Linked DNA regions of Homo sapiens: region 2 is linked to region 1. A link is a loop called in an ENCODE intact Hi-C map of the cell type or tissue named here. Cell type or tissue: body of pancreas. All regions are shown on one strand. Links, peaks and the distances in the headings refer to the core of each region. The heading gives the core; the rest is flanking DNA. Region 1 overlaps ZC3H18 (zinc finger CCCH-type containing 18). Region 2 overlaps SNAI3 (snail family transcriptional repressor 3).

Region 1 (5,364 bases), core at 292-5,291:
CGCTCCTGGAGTAAACCCCACTGCGTCACGGTCTGTTACTTTCTGTCCCTAATGTTTCGTGTGGTCTTTTTACGCCAGTGCTCCTAAGTGATGAGAGTTCTTTTTCATTGGCCCTTTTCAGACTCGAGCCTTACGCAGACCCTTATTATGACTATGAAATTGAGCGGTTTTGGCGTGGCGGACAGTATGAGAATTTCAGGGTGCAGTATACAGAAACAGAGCCGTATCATAATTACCGAGTAAGTATGACTTCAATATCCACATATGAACTTCATGATCTGTTCATTCAAGTTATCCCTTTTTATTTACAGTAAAAAATACAGGGCTTTATATGAGCTTATAGAGCCAGCACAATGTACCAATTTGAAAACCAAATTGATTGTTACGGAGAACGAATTCAGAGGCAGCGATTACATTAATGGTCATTTGAACAAAGACTTGCCTGAAAACTGGTTCTTGCTATGGTTTTGTTTTTTTGTGTGGTGTTTGTTTGTTTGTTTTTTGAGATAGGGTCCCACTCTGTCACCCAGGCTGGAGTGCAGCGGTGCAATCTCGGCTCACTGCAACCTCTACCTCCTGGGTTCAAATGATTCTCCATCCTCAGCCTCCCGAGTAGCTGGGACCACACGCATGCACCACCATGCCCAGCTAATTTTTTTGTATTTTTTTTGTAGAGACGGGGTTTTACCATGTTGTCCAGGCTGGTTTTGAACTCCTGAGCTCAAGCAATCCGCCTGCTTTAGCCTCCCAGAGTGCTGGGATTAAAGACATGAGCCACTGCGCCCGGCCTGGGTTGTTTGTTTTGGAGACGGAGTTTAACTCTGTCACCCAGGCTGGAGTTCAGTGGCGTGATCTCACCTCACTGCAACCTCTGCCTCCCAGATTCAAGCAATTCTCCTGCCTCAGCCTCCTGAGTAGCTGGGATTACAGGTGCCCACCATCACACCTGGCTAATTTTTTGTATTTTTAGTAGAGACAGGGTTTTGCCGTGTTGGTCAGGCTGGTCTCAAACTTCCGATCTCAGGTGATCTGCCTATCTCAGCCTCCCAAAGTGCTGGGATTACAGGCATAAGTCACTGTGCCCAGCTCGGCCTGGTTTTGAAAATGAGATTTGCCAGTATACTTACTGATGCCTGTGTCCAGGGGTGCCTGCGTCTCCCTGCTCGGGCGTGTCACTCTTCCCCACCCCTCAGTGATCCCGTTTAGGATGTGGCGCCTGTTCTGGTCCACTTCAGCCAGCTTGTTAAGTCTGTTCCGGGCCTGCTGCACCTCACTGCTCTCATGGAAGACTGGTCTATACTGAGATTTCCGCCCTGGAAATCTCCCTGGTCTGAGCCTCAGAGTTTAGCATATTGATGAGTTATGTGCTTCAGACTGTGAGTTCCTCATCTTAGCTGTTAGGGTGATTTGACGAAGTTGCCCCAGGGAAGGGTCAGTTAGAAGCTGCTGTGTAGTTCTGTTCTGTGACTGCAGGGACAGTCATGAGCTTTGAGGACCAGGTGCGGCTGTCTCCTCAGGAGCCCATCAGGGTGAGCTTGCAGAGGGAAGAGGGCCCCATCGTGCCAGAAAAGTCCCCCTGCTCGATGCTCTTGTGCCCCGTCTCTCCATAAAGCAGCTTCCTCATTGCAGGTGGGCTGCAGGGTCCTGCTGCTTACCCCTGGGCAGGGTACCCTGGAAGGTGGGAGAAAGCCCCAGGGATCCCTTTCCACTGCGTTCCTCTCTGCTGTGTCCGAGGGAGGGGCAGCAGGGAGGCTCGGGGTGCACCCTGCATCTCCCCAACAGAGGCCTCAAGCCTGAAACCCATCAGGTGCGTTGTGATTGGACTTTATTCAGTTTTAACCTTGAATATTAGAGCAAATGAATGAGTAAGAGCAGAGGAAAAGTTGGAAAGGGCATCCGAGGATTGTACTAGAAGAAGAGGAGCAGTCTTTTGGGTGCCTGCTCTGCTCCAGAGGCAGGGCATGTGCTCTGCTGTGGCTGCACCTACCTGGGACAAGCCTGGAACTCCCGTCTCTGGATGGACAAATGGACTTGCCCAGGCCACACGGCGGAAGGCCATCTGTGCCAACGACACCGGGCTGTGACTGCAGAATTGCTGCCCTGAGTTAGTCTAGAATTGGTGGTTGGGATGATTTCACTCCTAGTTTGTGTTTGCTCTAATTTGGCATCTGACCCGGTTTTTAACATTGTGTTTTAAGGAGAGAGCTGGGAATGAGATGAGATCCCCACTTGAGGGTGCTCCCTGATCCTGCCTCTCTCTTGCCATCTCCTCTGTACTCCACCGCAGAGAGTTCAATCATAGTCGGGAGCACTTGGCGTTTTGTGTGTAGGTTTGTGGGGTACAGGTGTGATTCTGTGACACAGACAGATCGCGTGGTGTTGGAGCCAAGGCTTTCAGTGCCTCTGTCACCCAAATAACGCACGGTGTCCCCATGTGTTTGGCTTTTTAACAAAGGAAAGGGAGCGGGAGCGAGAGAGAGAGAACAGACAGCGCGAGCGCGAGCGGGAGCGGGAGCGGGACCGAGAGCGGGAGCGCCGGCAGAGGGAGCGCGAGCGAGAGCGGGAGCGCGAGCGCGACAAGGAGCGGCAGCGGAGGAAGGAGGAGTGGGAGCGTGAGCGAGCCAAGCGGGACGAGAAGGACCGGCAGCACCGTGACCGCGACCGGGAGAAGGAGCGGGAGAAGGAGAAGGGGAAGCCCAAGCCCCGCTCCCCGCAGCCGCCAAGGTAGACCCTGCTTCCTGAAGCCCAGGGGTGTGGGGGAGGTCCGGCATGCAGCTCTGTACCTAGTCCCCCTGGCCTGCGCTTCCCCTCTGTGGCCCACAGCTCTGGAGCCCAGGGGACCAGTGCAGGCCCACAGCCCGAGCCCATAGTTCCAAACCCAGAGCTCTCCAACGCAGGGCCTTTCTGTAAAACTCCCAAGGCCGTGACATCTGCCCTGAGCTCCTGGGAGGCTGTTCTCATTCTAGAGGATCTCACTGATGTGAAAATGCTTACAGTCCACGTGCAAACATCGGTGTGTTTTAATAGGCGCTGCCCTTGTATACCACGCACGGTGTGTAACTCACACCCTGGGCACCATGTTACTGTTCTCAGGAGAGTTCTGAATTCCAAAGCATGCCTGGCCCCCAGAGCTTGGGACTGGGCTCAGGTGCTGTGGGGCATCCGTGTTGCTGGCCAGGGTGAGGCACTCTAGCAGCCAGCATGCAGGGGAGGGCCGGGCGGGCTGCTGTTTTTCCTTTGCGGAGTGGGTGCCTTGGGTGCAGAATGATCCTTGCTGCCAACTGCTGGGGGCACAGTCAAGACCCATGAGACAGGCAGGCGCTGGGGCTCAGGACAGCCCTTTTTTTCTCTCAAATATACTTGACTGTTAGAGCAGAATGGATGGGCGTCAGTGGACATTAGAGTACTGGATGATGTTTTTGGTGGGTGTTTTTTACAACTTTATTGAAATATAATTAATGGACGCTGCAACATACCCATTTAAAGTGTACAATCAGTGGTTTCTAGAATATTCACAGAGTTGTGCAGCCATCATCGCAATCAACATGAGAGCACTTTTGCCCCCTAAAGTGAAACCTTGCGGTGGCTCACACTTGCACCCTGCACTTTGGGAGGCTGAGGCAGGTGGATTGCTTGAAGCCAGGAGTTTGAGACCAGCCTGGGTAGCAAAGCAAGACTCCATCTCTATTTAAAAAAAAAAAAAAAAAATTAAAAATTAGCTGGGGGAGGTGGCATGAGCCTGTGGTCCCAGCTACTCGGGAGGCCAAGGCAGGAGGATTACAGGATCGCCCAGGTGTTGGAGGCTGCCATGAGCTACAATCGCACGGCTGCACTCCAGCCTGGATGACAAAGTGAGACCCTGTATCTAAAAAAAAAAAAAAATTAAAAATTGTTTTAAAAAAATCTAGGCTGGGCACGGTGGCTCACTCTTGTAATCTCAGCACTTTGGGCGGCCGGGATGGACAGATTGCTTGAGCTCAGGAATTGAGATCAGCCTGGGCAACATGGCAAAATCCCGTCTCTACAAAAAAATACAAAATATTAGCAGGGCGTGGTAGTGCACCACTGTGGTCCCAGCTACTCGGGAGGCTAATACGGGAGGATCACTTAAGCCCAGAAGGTTGAGGTTGCAGTGAGCTGAGATTGCACCACTGCACTCTAGCCTGGGTAATAGAGCAAGATTCTGTCTCAAAATAAAAAGAAGAAACATTGTACCCATCAGCAGTCACTCTCCATTTTCCCCACACTTCCCAGTCTCTTAGCAGCTTTGTGTCTCTAGGTATCTGCCCATTCAGAACGTTTTGTAGAAACGGAAGTGTGCAATACACAGCGTTTTGTAACTGGCCTCTTCTACTCCGAGCGTTTTTAACATTTGTCCACGTTGTAGCGTGGGTCAGTGCTTTATTCCTCCATGGATGCACCGCATTGCATTTCTCTGTTCGTCTGTTGATGGACGTTGGGTTGTTTCCAGCTTTTGGCTGTTGTGGTTGTGAATTTGTGTGCAAGTTTTTGTGTGGACATAGGTTTCCATTTTTCTTGAGCATATACCTCAGTGTGGAATTGCTAGATCACATGGTCACTCTATGTTTAGCTGTTTGAGAAACCCTCAAACTGTTGTGCAGAGCAGCTGCACCTTTTACATTCCCGCTAGCCGCATAGGAGGGCGCCATCTCTCTGCATCCTTGTCTGCACTTGCTGCGGTCCGTCTTGTTGATGACAGCCGTCTTGGTGGGTGTGACGTCTCCCTGCCGTTGCGATTTGTATTTCTCTGATGATGGATGATAATGAGAGCATCTTCTTCTGTGCTTATCAACCATTTGTATATCTTCTTTGGAGAAACGCCTATTCAGATCCTTTGCTCATTTTTTGTTTTTTATTATTGAGTGGTAAGAGTCCTTTATGTATTCCAGATACAAGTCCCTTATCAGGTTCATGATGTGCAGTTCCAATTAATGTTTTCTATTTTGTTGCTTATGGTTTTGGTGTCATGTAAGATACCATTGACTAATACAGGGTCATAAAGATTTACTGCCGTGTTCTCTTCTAAGAGTTTCATAGTTTTAGCTCTTACACATAGGTCTTTGATCCAGGCTGGGTGACAGAGAGAGACCCTGTCTCAAAAAAAGGGGGGGTGTCGATGAGAGCATGAACGTTGCTCCGTCTCAGGGTTGGTTTGTGTCACCGTCCCCGTGGGGGTGAAATGCAAGGAGGGATCAAGGCAGTTCCTTATTGGGAAACAGCCCGAGATCCTTCCAGGGCCATGGCCTGCAGGACTTCCCAGTCAGGAGTCTGTACTTCCAACTCAGGGATGTTGTTTGACTTGGCTCTCATAAAAATCCACATTTGGGCCTACACCTTCCAGTA
Region 2 (5,364 bases), core at 199-5,198, 70 kb after region 1:
CCTTCCCCACAAATGCTCACAGCCAGAGCACCCAAGGTTGAGCTGTGTGGGGACGGGGTGGCACGCCACATCACCTGAAGCCCCTCCCAGGAGCACAGGCAGCCACAGGTGCTAGATCTCCTAGTGTTGCTGCAGTAGCCCTCCCGGGGCCCTTGGCCACTGGGAGAGGACGGGAGAAGCACTGGGGGCCTCTGGCAGCTGTTTCTGGCCACTCACAGGCAAGTGGGGGGGTCTGGCCAGCTCCAGCAGAATCCAGGGCAGGGGCAGAGCTGTGGACCTTGAGGAGGCAGAATTTAGGAACCACCTCCCATCAGGACAACAGGGGATCTGGACAAAGTCCTGCTGGGACCTTGGCCCAACACCTGTAAAGGGAAGTGTGACTGGGAATCGTTTGTTCATTCCTGTAGCCCCATAGAGTCCTGAGAGACCTCAGCCTGCAGCCCCTGAGGGGCCCAGAGCACCTGCATTCCTGCTGGTGGGACACTGGGCATGCTCCTGGCCAGGCCAGCCTCCCGCAGGGCCTCCCCACACTCCTCACTCCCAGGCTGAGGGCACCAAGCCCCAGGGCCCTTTGGCACGGAAAGGGGGTGTGTGGGGGGTGTCGTCATCAAAGAGTTGAGAAAAACCAGAAAGGATTTCCCAGAGACCTGGAAAAGGCCTTCCCTCTGGCCTGCACCCAGGTGTGACTCAGAGGGTCCCAGTCACAAAAGTCATGACTTAGGGGGTAGGGAACCTCCAGTTAGAAAAAGTATGAACTAGCAGGCCGGGCGCAGTGGCTCACACCTGTAATCCCAGCACTTTGGGAGGCCGAGGCGGGTGGATCACGAGGTCAGGAGATCGAGACCATCCTGGCTAACATGGTGAAAACCCCATCTCTACTAAAAACACAAAAAATCAGCTGGGCGTGGTGGCAGGTGTCTGTAGTCCCGGCTACTCGGGAGGCTGAGGCAGGAGAATGGCATGAACCCAGGAGGCGGGGCTTGCAGTGAGCTGACATAGAGCCACTATGGTCCGGCCTGGGCAAAAGAGTGAGACTCTGTCTCAAAAAAAAAAAAAAAAAAAAAGAAAAAGTGTGAACTAGCTGGGCACAGTGGCTCATGCCTGTAATCCCAGCACTTTGGGAGGCCAAGGTGAGAAAATGGATTGAGCCCAGAAGTTCAAGACCAGCCTGGGCAACATAGCGAGACCCCCGTTTCTACAAATAATTTAAAAATTGGCTGGGCATGGTGATGCATGTCTGTGGACCCAGCTACTCAGGAGGCTGAGGCAGGAGAATCACTTGAACCCAGGCAGTCAAAGCTGCAGTGAGCTGCAATCAAACCACTGCACTCCAGCCTGAGCAATAGAGTGAGACCCTGCCTCAGACCAAAAAAAAAAAAAAAAAAGTGTGAACCTTTGGGCCTGATGTGGAGACTGAAGCTTATTCCTGGCGCCCTTTCTTCCTTTCTGTTTTTATTCTTTGCACGCTGAGGTTGACAGAAAGCCCGGGCAGAGGCTGCTGGCCGGCTCTTGGGAAGGGCAGGCCACTTTTGTACTTTAATGGCATTATGTTTTTGATTTTTTTTTTTTTTTTTTTTTTTTTTTTTGAGACAGAGTCTCGCTCTGTCACCAGGCTGGAGGGCAGTGGCGCAATCTTGGCTCACCGCAACCTCCACCTCCTGGGTTCAAATGATTCTCCTGCCTCAGTCTCCTGAATAGCTGGGATTACAGGTGTGCACTGCCACGTCCGGCTAATTTTTGTATTTTTAGCAGAGACAGAGTTTCATATGTTGGCCAGGCTGGTCTCAAACTCATGACCTCAGGTGATCCACCCACCTCTGCCTCCTAAAATGCTGGGATTATAGGCGTGAGCCTCCATGCCTGGTGGGTTTTTTTGTTTTGTTTTGTTTTTTTGTTTTGAGTTGGGGTCTCACTCTGTTGCTCAGGCTGGAGTGCAGTGGCATGACCACAGCTCACTGCAGCCTCAACCTCCTGGGCTCAAGTGATCCTCCTGCCTCAGCCTCCTAAGTAGCTGGGCCTACCAGCACGTGCCACCACACTCAGCTGTTTGGATTTTTAGTAGAGACTGGGGTCTTGCTTGTTGGCCAGGCTGGTCCTGAACCCCTGGCTTGAAGTGATCCTCCCACCTCAATCTCCCAAAGTGCTGGGATTACAGGCGTGGCTCCTGCACTGGCCCCTGCTGACACCTGGATTTTGGACTTCTGGCCTCTAGTCTGTGGTCTGTGGGACTTTGTACAGATAAGTCAAAAGGCAGAAGCTGAATGTGAATGCCCATGCTATTGTTTATAAAATCACCCCTCCTCCTTTTCTAACTCCCGCAGCCCACCCTCTTCCCCCAGCCCAGACCGTCCTTGCAGACCTTCACCCTGTCCTACCTGTGTGGGTGCGGACATGGCCCTGCAGTAACCAGGGCCTGGAGAAGGCCTTGCCACAGATCTTGCAGGTGCAGGGCAGCGTGTGAGTGCGGATGTGCATCTTGAGGGCACCCAGGCTGGTGTACTCCTTGTCGCAGTACTTGCAGGTGAAGACACGCCCCACCTGCAGGTGGCAGTGCAGCTGCCGGTGCCTGGCCAGCCCGGCCAGCGTGTGGTAGGGTTTGTGGCAGTGGAAGCACTCAAAGCCGCCCGGGGCTCGGGGCATCCGCTCAGCCCCAAGCAGTTTTTCCGGAGCCCCGTGCCGGTCTGGGCCCAAGGTCGGGGACCACCGTGTGGGCAGCACCAGCAGTGGGGGCAGGTTGAGGTGGTTCAGGCTGTCTTTGAGGGGTACAATGGCGGCCCGGCTGGCCCGAGGGTCGACCTCGCTGACTTCCAAGGCGTCCAGCCCAGAGGCCCCCAGAGCTTCCTCGATCCGTGGCAGGAGGGGCAGGGAGATGCAGGCGACGGCCGAGGAGCGGTCCCAGGGCTGGGGAAGGTCACCGGGCACAGAAGGGGCCTCCTTGTCTCGGGGGAGGAGGGGCACCACCAGCCCCCCACAGGCAGAGCAGGCACCATTGATTTCTAGAGGGGTGGAGGGGAGAGAATAGAAAGATGAAGACTGAATCCCCAGCACTTTGTGTTTTCCAACTCTGATTCGTGGACCCAGTCACAGCCCATCAGCAGCCTGGCGTGGGAGGTGTAGCCGGGAACCTGCATGCAGACCCAGCTTGCAAGGGAGCTGGCGGTGCTGTGCAGGGAAGTGACAGCGTGGCCAGGAGTGGAGTCATCTAGAACAAGAAGGCCCCGCGGTCTAGAGAGCGAATCTCACTTCCTCTTTAAACACAAAGAAACATCTGACGGGACCCTTTGTGTTCAGGAACATGAAACAGGCCTCGTGGGTAAAGGAGGGCCCTTTACGCCTCGGCTGGGCAGGACCCTCTGATGAGCCCCACCCACCTCTGGAGGGGTCCCAGCCTGGGCCGGCATCCTCCAGGTGCCCATGCAGCAGCCATCAGTCAGACGCTTGGCAGCAAGGTGCCGGCTGAGTGTAAAATCAGCCCACTCATAACTAATCACCCTCCAGTCACCCCACAGTCGCCCCTCGGGCATCTCCTTTTGTGGATAACGAGGCAGTGAGCTCAGAAGCCTCCCTGGCCGCTGACCAGTGCCCACTCTACTGTGCTCTGAATGCAGCTGAGCCACATGGCTGGGGTGCTCTGGCCTGGGCTTTCAGAATTACCCCGGCTGGGCTCCTCCCCAGGACGGTGTTTCCTCTATCTGGGGGCTGGCACACTGCACACCACATGGGTGATCCATGTAAGGGCAGCAGCCCCCAGATAAACAGGTTAGTCTGCAGGTAAGAGTTAAACTCTGTATGTCCCCAAAGCCAAAATCTCCCAACAGCCCTCAATCCCTTTCTTACTCTATATGTGTTAAAATGGATCTCTGGCTCTGTTTCTACCTCCATGCTGAGGCTTTGGGTAGAGACAGACAACCCATAGAATAGGAGAAAATATTTGCAAATCAGACTTCTGATCAGGAATAGCATCTAGAACACTAGAACATATAAAGGATGTTAGCAAGTCGACAATAAAAAGACAAATAATACAATTTTAATATGGGCAAGGGATTTTTTTTTTTTTTTTTTTTTTTTTTTTTTAGAGACGGAGTCTCGCTCTGTTGCCAGGCTGGAGTGCAGTGGCGTGATCTCGGTTCACTGTAACCTCCACCTCCTGGGTTCAAGCGATTCTCCTGCCTCAGCCTCCTGCGTAGCTGGGAGTACAGGCGCCTGCCACCACGCCCGGCTAATTTTTTTGTATTTTTTTTGTAGAGACAGGATTTCACTGTGTTAGCCAGAATGGTCTCGATCTCCTGACCTCGTGATCCACCCTCCTTGGCCTCCCAAAGTGCTGGGATCACAGGCGTGAGCCACCGCACCTGGCCCCCCACCCTTTTTTTTTTTTTTTTTTTGAGACAGAGTCTTGCTCTGTCTCCCAGGCTGGAGTGCAGTGGCGTGAAATCGGCTCACTGCAACCTGCAACCTCCACCTCCCAGGTCCAAATGATTTTCCTGCCTCAGACTCCCAAGTAGCTGGGACTACAGGTGTGCGCCACCATGCCTGGCTAATTTTTTTTTTCCCCCAGATGGAGTCTCGCTCTGTCACCCAGGCTGGAGTGCGATGGCACGATCTGGGCTCATTGCAACCTCTGCCTCCCTGGTTCAAGCAATTCTCCTGCCTCAGCCTCCCAAGTAGCTGGGATTACAGGCATGCGCCACCACGCCTGGCTTATTTTTGTATTCTTAGTAGAGACAGGGTTTTACCATGTTGGCCAGGCTGGTCTCGAACTCTTGACCTTGTGATCCGCCTGCATCAGCCTCCCAAAGTACTGGGATTACAGGCATAAGCCACTGCGCCTGGCCTTTTTTTTTTTTTTTTTTTTTGAGCTGGAGTCTCACTCTTGTCGCCCAGGCTGGAGTGCAATGGCGTGATCTCAGCTCACTGCAACCTCCGCCTCCCAGGTTCAAACAATTCTCCTGCCTCAGCCTCCTGATAGCTGGGATTACAGACACCTGCCACCATGCCCAGCTAATTTTTGTATGTTTAGTAGACGCGGGTTTTTGCCACATTGGCCAGACTCGTCTCAAACTCCTGGCCTCAAGGGATCTGCCCACCTCAGCCTCCCAAAGTGCTGGATTACAAGTGTGAGCCACTGCGCCCGGCCTGGGCAAGGGATCTGAATAACTATTTCTCCAAAGACGATACACAAATGGCCAATGAACACATGCAAAGATGCTCAATGCCATCAGGGAAGCCCAAATCGCAATCACAATGAGATGCTCACACCCAGTAGAACTGAAAAAAATTGACAATAACCAGTGCTGTGAGGATGAGGAGGAATAGGGGATTCAAAGGAACGCCTCCCATCTGCCACTCTCTCCTGACCTGACC

The links. Peaks named below come from ENCODE experiments on the same cell type or tissue, not always from the same donor. Only the 100,000 strongest peaks of a DNase experiment are listed, where the experiment ranks them.
Region 2: it touches region 1 in a loop (1.9-fold over the local background); 4 of 110 quality-filtered maps call a loop at or near these places.

The regions. Positions count from the first base shown.
Region 1 is chr16:88,608,813-88,614,176 of GRCh38, forward strand. ZC3H18 (zinc finger CCCH-type containing 18) reads left to right here. Exons shown (of 18, transcript NM_144604.4): 7 at 122-239; 8 at 2,456-2,724. Among named protein-coding and RNA genes, the nearest start is that of IL17C, 27 kb to the right of the region's middle. RefSeq lists an enhancer at 1,333-2,278. In body of pancreas, for the core only: a CTCF peak has its summit at 2,541 (motif pointing right); a DNase peak (open chromatin) is centred at 2,569.
Region 2 is chr16:88,678,719-88,684,082 of GRCh38, forward strand. SNAI3 (snail family transcriptional repressor 3) reads right to left here. Exons shown (of 3, transcript NM_178310.4): 2 at 2,376-2,996. All of the region lies in intron 3 of SNAI3-AS1 (SNAI3 antisense RNA 1), which reads left to right. Among named protein-coding and RNA genes, the nearest start is that of SNAI3, 5.1 kb to the right of the region's middle. RefSeq lists enhancers at 1-328, 2,262-2,381, 2,306-3,127, 2,772-2,951, 3,142-3,431 and 1 more. In body of pancreas, for the core only: a CTCF peak has its summit at 2,552 (motif pointing right); DNase peaks (open chromatin) are centred at 2,553 and 3,203; H3K27ac peaks cover 398 bases.